Linked DNA regions of Homo sapiens: region 2 is linked to region 1. Evidence: chromatin loops called from intact Hi-C (ENCODE). Cell type or tissue: OCI-LY7. All regions are shown on one strand. Each heading gives the region's core, and the rest is flanking DNA. Links, peaks and the distances in the headings are about the cores only.

Region 1 (2,915 bases), core at 290-2,789:
TCATGCCTGAAACCCAGTGCTTTGAGAGGCCAAGGTGGGGTGATCACTTGAGGCCAGGAGTTTGAGACCAGCCTGGGCAACATAGCAGGACCCATCTCTATAAAAAAATAAAATAAAATAAAAAATTAGCTGGGTGTGGTGGTGTGCACCTGTAGTCCTAGCTGCTCAAGAGGCCTAGGTGGGAGGATCACTTGAGCCCAAGAGTTCAAGGCTGCAGTGAGCTAAGATCACTGCACCCCAACCTGGGCAACAGAGTGAGACCCTGTCTACAAAAATAAAAATAGAGAAAATAAAGGGACATGGAAGAATAAAATGTGCTGAAGCAGCATCAATTTAGCTAAGATAGGCTGGTGGAGAGAAGGTTAGAGGGAGGAAATTTGAGTCTAACTACAAATAGCCTTAAATACCAGACTTTTTCCCTGAGTAACGAAAGGAAAACTAAGTTTATTCACTCATTAATCTTATTCAACAGCTCTTTGAAATTGAAAGCTAGATATCATTTTAGATTCATTGGAACTTTGCCCTGTTTTTTTCTTGAGCAGGATAACAGTGAGAGGTTCATTTGGATTTTTAAGAACACAAGAAAGGTGAAACACAGAGGACTTTTAGGGCAGTGAAACTACTGTGTATGATGCTATACAGGTGGATACCTGTTACATTTGTCCAAACCCACAGAATGTACAACACCAAGAGTGAACACTGGTATAAACTATGTTTGCGTAATAATGATGCCTCAATGTTGGTTCATTGATTGTAACAAATGTACCACTCTGGTGGGGGATATTGATAATGGGAAAGCTGTGCAGGTGTGAGGGAAAAAGGTATATGAGAAATCTCTGTACTTACTCAATTTTGCTGTGAACCTAAAGCTGCTCTTAAAAAAAAAAAGCCTTTTAATCAATTGATGAACCAACATTGATGCATCATTATTACGCAAACATAGGTTATACCAGGGTTCACTCTTGGTGTTGTACATTCTGTGGGTTTGGATAAATGTGACAGGTATCCACCTGTATAACATCATATACTAACAAAGTAATTTCACTGCCCTAAAAGAGACAGTAAAAATAGCCTGTAACCCCAGCACCTTGGGAAGTCAAGGCTGGCAGATTGCTTGCATCCAGGAGTTCGAGACCAGCTTGGGCAACATAGCGAGACTCTGTCTCTACAAAAAAATAAAAATAAAATAGTCTGGTGCAGTGGCTTATGCCTGTAGTCCCCACTACTCGGAGGCTGAGGTGGGAGGATCACTTGAGCCCAGGAGGTTGAGGATGCAGTGAGCGGTGGTCACACTACTGCACTTGGCCTGGATGACAGAGCGAGGCCCTGTCAGAAAGAAAAGAGGAAAGGAAAGGAAAGGAGGAGGGAAGAGAGAGAAAGAAAGAGAGAAGAAAGAAAGAAAGAGAAAGAAAGAAAAAGAAAGAAAGAAAGAAAGAAAACACGAGAAACTAATAGATCTATATAGGTTTCTTTCTCTTACAAATTTAAATTAAAATTTAAATTACACAGGTCTACACAGGTAGGCCCATGTGTAGTGGGAAAACGGGAGCTTGGATGGCTGGAGGGGTCGTCCACCAGCTGAAGACAGGCTGTGATTCCCCCTACTCCTGCAACACAACTCTGACCCCTTGAGGACTGCTTTTGAGGACTAAAAATTGCCCTCAATTGTGAACCACTGGTCTAGACATGCACTGTCCAGTATGGTAGCCACTAAATACGTGTGGCTATTTAAACAAATTTAAATTAAGATTAAAACCTCAGTTTCTCTGTCACACTAGACACATTTCAAGTGCTCAAATAGCCACATGAGGGGACAGTGCAGCTATGGGCTATTCCATCATGCCAGAAAGTTCTGTTTGTTGGACAATGCTGGTCTGCACTGACTTCGATTTGTTTCTCAGGAAGATCACAACTTAAATAAACCAGATACCTGTACAAAGAAAAAAATTAAATTGAGATAACCAAGGTGAACTTTTATTTTATTTTAATTTTTTTTGAGACAAGGTCTTGCTCTGTCGCCCATGCTGGAGTGCAATGGTGGGATCATGGCTCACTGCAACTTCAGTCTCCTGAGTAGCTGGGACTATAGGCATGTGCCACCACGCCTGGGTAATTTTTACATGTTTAAAAATTTTTGTGTAGAGTCAGGGATTTACCATGTTGCCCAGGCTGGTCTCCAACTTCTGGCCTCAAGCGATCTTCTCGCAATGGCCTCCCAAAGTGCTGGAATTACAGGTGTGGCCTAATTTTTTAATCTGTAATTTAAAAGCTCATCTCTGCTTTTTTTTTTTTTTTTTTTTTTTGAGACAGGGTCTTGCTCTGTTGCCCAGGCTGGAGTGCAGTGGCACGATCTCGGCTCACTGCAATCTCCACCTCCTGGTTTCAAGCCATTCTCCTGCAGGCGTGCACCATCATGCCCGGCTAATTTTTTTGTGTTTTTTTTTTTTTTTTTTGTATTTTTGGTAGAGATGGGGTTTTACCATGATGTTGCCCAGCCTGGTCTTGAACTCCTGGGCTCAAGTGATCCACCCACCTCAGCCTCCCAAAATGCTGGGATTATAGATGTGAGCCACTGCTCCTGGCCTAAAAGCTCATCTCTGCTTCTTTAAAACCGTACTCTTAGAAATAATTTGACTAGGCAGGGCGCAGTGGCTCACACCTGTAATCCCAGCAGTTTGGGAGGCAGAGATGGGTGGATCACGAGGTCAGGAGATCAAAACACGGTGAAACTCCGTCTCTACTAAAAATACAAAAAAAAAAAAAAATTAGCCGAGCGTGTGGGCAGGTGTCTGTAGTCCTAGCTACTCAGGAGGCTGAGGCAGAAGAATGGCGTGAACCTGGGAGGCGGAGCTTGCAGTGAGCAGAGATCACGTCACTGCACTCCAGCCTGGGCGACAGAGTGAGACCCTGTCCAA
Region 2 (2,915 bases), core at 223-2,722, 310 kb before region 1:
CCTCCCACCTCAGCCTCCTGAGTAACTGGGACTACAGATGTGTGTCTAAAACGTGTTTTTTGGTTGCCAGATGTCAGAAAGAAATCTATATGGTGAAAATTTCATGGTAAAATTATTTCTAATTATAGGAGTTGGTTCTCCTTTTTTCAGTCTTTCCCTGACGCTGTTTCTGGAAGTCTCCTGTATAACCTTTTTCTAGTCTGTCTTACTAATTTTCTCTTTTGATTCCCTTCTCTATTCCCTGGAGGATTCTTAAGTTCCAGACACTGACTGTAAGTTTATTATTATTCTTTTTTAGACAGAGTTTCGCTCTTGTTGCCCAGGCTGCAGTGCAGTGGTGCAATCTTGGATCATGGCCACCTCTGCGTCCCAGGTTCAAGAGATTCTCCTAAGCCAGCCTCCCGAGTAGCTGGGATTACAGGCATGCGCCACCACGCCTGGCTAATTTTTTGTATTTTTAGTAGAGACGGGGTTTCTCCATGTTGGTCAGGCTAGTCTCAGGTGATTCACCTGCCTTGGCCTCCCAAAGTGTTGGGATTACAGGTGTGAGCCACCGCATCCGGCCAGACTGTAAGTTTTAATATGCAGTGGGATTTCCCGAGAGGAGACATGTTTGCTATGAGACTTTGTCCCCACCTTGCTTCCAGTCATAACAGGGGTAATTATTCGATGCCTCCCTGTAAACTAGGCCCTATTTGTTGGCAAGAATATCAGTACTAACTCATTTTCTCCACTTTGAGGGTCTGTAATTTGTCTTGGCATGCTTTTTCTCCTCTAATTAGGGTAATTTCTTTCTTTCTTTTAGAATATACACATAAGCCTTGTCTGTTACCGTTTTTTAAACACTAGATGTTATTCTAGCATCCACCTGTACCTCTGCTGCTTAACCATACTGTACTTCTTGTGTGGACTGCCTTCTTATCTTCTGTTAAATCCAAACTTAGTTTAAGTAGGGGCAAGCATCTGACTTCTTAATTATGTCTTCTAATTTAGTTGTGTTCAAGCATTTAGATATTGAAATATATATATATTTTAATTATAAATCCTTTTGATATGATGAGTACATTGTATATATTTTTGACATTATGTATATAGGTAGGTTATTTTGTCTGAGTTATATCTCAGGATGGTATGGTGAGACTAAAAATATTTGTTATCTGAAGAAGTTGTTAGGTTTCATATAGCGGAGAATTGCCGGGAAAAGTGAATGGATATTTTTTGATAAGTGCATGGAGAAAAAGAAGGGAAATAATAGCCATCACTTTTATGATGCTTACTACGAGCCAGGCAACTTACCTCATTTATATCTCATAACAACCCTGTGAAGTGGGCACTGTTGTTATCCACGTTATACAGGTGAGAAAAGCGAGGCACAGAGAAGATAAATAAGTCCCCAAGGCCACAGCTGCTAAGAGGCAGAGACTCAATGTGCCGATTACTTCCAGGAACTTTTACATGATTTAATCTATTAACCTTCACAATTTCTTTTTTCTTTTCTTTTTTTTTTTTTGAGATGGAGTCTCGCTCTGTTGCCCAGACTGGAGTGCAGTGGTGCGATCTCGGCTCACCACAAGCTCCGCCTCCTGGGTTCACGCCATTCTCTTGCTTCAGCCACCCGAGTAGCTGGAACTACAGGTGCCTGCCGTCGCGCCCGGCTAATTTTTTGTATTTTTAGTAGAGACGGAGTTTCACCGTGTTAGCCAGGATGGTCTCGATCTCCTGACCTCGTAATCCGCCTGCCTCGGCCTCCCAAAGTGCTGGGATTACAGGCGTGAGCCACTGCACCCGGCCCACAATTTCTATGAGATAGGTACTGTTATTATCTCTATTATACAAATGTAAGAAGTGAGGCACAGTGTGATCATGCAATTTGCCCAAAGTTAAACAGGTTGGTAGATCCTGGATTCAAACCCAGAGTCTGTGCTCTCAGTTACCATATTGCCTGGCCTCTAGCAGAGACCATCTCTACTTTATGTCTTTTTGCCATCAAGCTACACTAACTGCTGCCAAAAAAAATTAAAAATTAAAAATAAAAATCTTCAATTTATTTTCTTTCTTTCTTCCATTCTTTCTCTCTCTCCCCTCTCCTCCCCTCTCCTCCTCTCCCCTTCCCTTCCCTTCCTTGAGAGGGGATCTTGCCCAGGCTGGTCTCAAACTTCTGGCCTCAAGCAGTGCCCCTACCCTGACCTCCCTTACAGATGCGAGCCACCACACCCAGCTTGCCCATCCTTCCTTCCTTCCTTTTTTCTTTCCTTCCTTCCTTTCTTCCTTCCTCTCTCTTCTCTCTCTCCTTCCTTCCTTGCCCATTTGCTTTCTTTCCCTTCCTTTCTTTCTTTCTTTTCGTTCTTTCGTTCTTTCTTTCTTTCTTTCTTTCTTTCTTTCTTTCTTTCTTTCTTTCTTTCTTTCTTTCTTTCTTTCTTCTTTCTTCTTTCTTTCTTTCTTTCTTTCTCTCTTTCTTTCTTTCTTTTGATAGAGTCTTGCTCTGTCACCCAGGCTGGAGTGCAATGGCATGATCTTGGCTTACTGCAACCTCCACCTCCTGGGTTCAAGTGATTCTCCTGCTTCAGCCTCCAGAGTAGCTAGGATTACAGGCGCATGCCACCACGCCTGGCTAATTTTTGTATTTTCAGTAGAGACAGGGTTTCACTATGTTGGGCAGGCTGGTTTCGAACTCCTGACCTCAGGTGATCCATCTGCCTCGGCCTCTCAAAGTGCTGGGATCACAGGTGTGAGCCACCGCACCTGGCCTTTCTTTTTAAAAAAATATATTATTGCCACTGAGCCATTTTGAAGTATCTTTCTTCTTTCCTTCCTTTATTCCTTCCTTCCTTCCTTCCTTCTTTCCTTCCTTCCTTCCTTCTTTCCTTCCTCTTTCTCTTTCTTTCTTTCTTTCTTTCTTTCTTTCTTTCTTTCTT

Evidence for each region. Peaks named below come from ENCODE experiments on the same cell type or tissue, not always from the same donor. Only the 100,000 strongest peaks of a DNase experiment are listed, where the experiment ranks them.
Region 2: it touches region 1 in a loop (11-fold over the local background); 1 of 110 quality-filtered maps calls a loop at or near these places.

Annotation. Positions count from the first base shown.
Region 1 is chr1:199,979,498-199,982,412 of GRCh38, reverse strand. No RefSeq gene overlaps it. Among named protein-coding and RNA genes, the nearest start is that of NR5A2, 47 kb to the left of the region's middle. In OCI-LY7, for the core only: a CTCF peak has its summit at 1,643; a DNase peak (open chromatin) is centred at 2,712; H3K4me3 peaks cover 592 bases; H3K27ac peaks cover 1,394 bases.
Region 2 is chr1:200,284,934-200,287,848 of GRCh38, reverse strand. No RefSeq gene overlaps it. Among named protein-coding and RNA genes, the nearest start is that of LINC00862, 87 kb to the left of the region's middle. In OCI-LY7, for the core only: no CTCF peak of the experiment used is centred there; DNase peaks (open chromatin) are centred at 1,628 and 1,898; H3K4me3 peaks cover 722 bases; H3K27ac peaks cover 1,752 bases.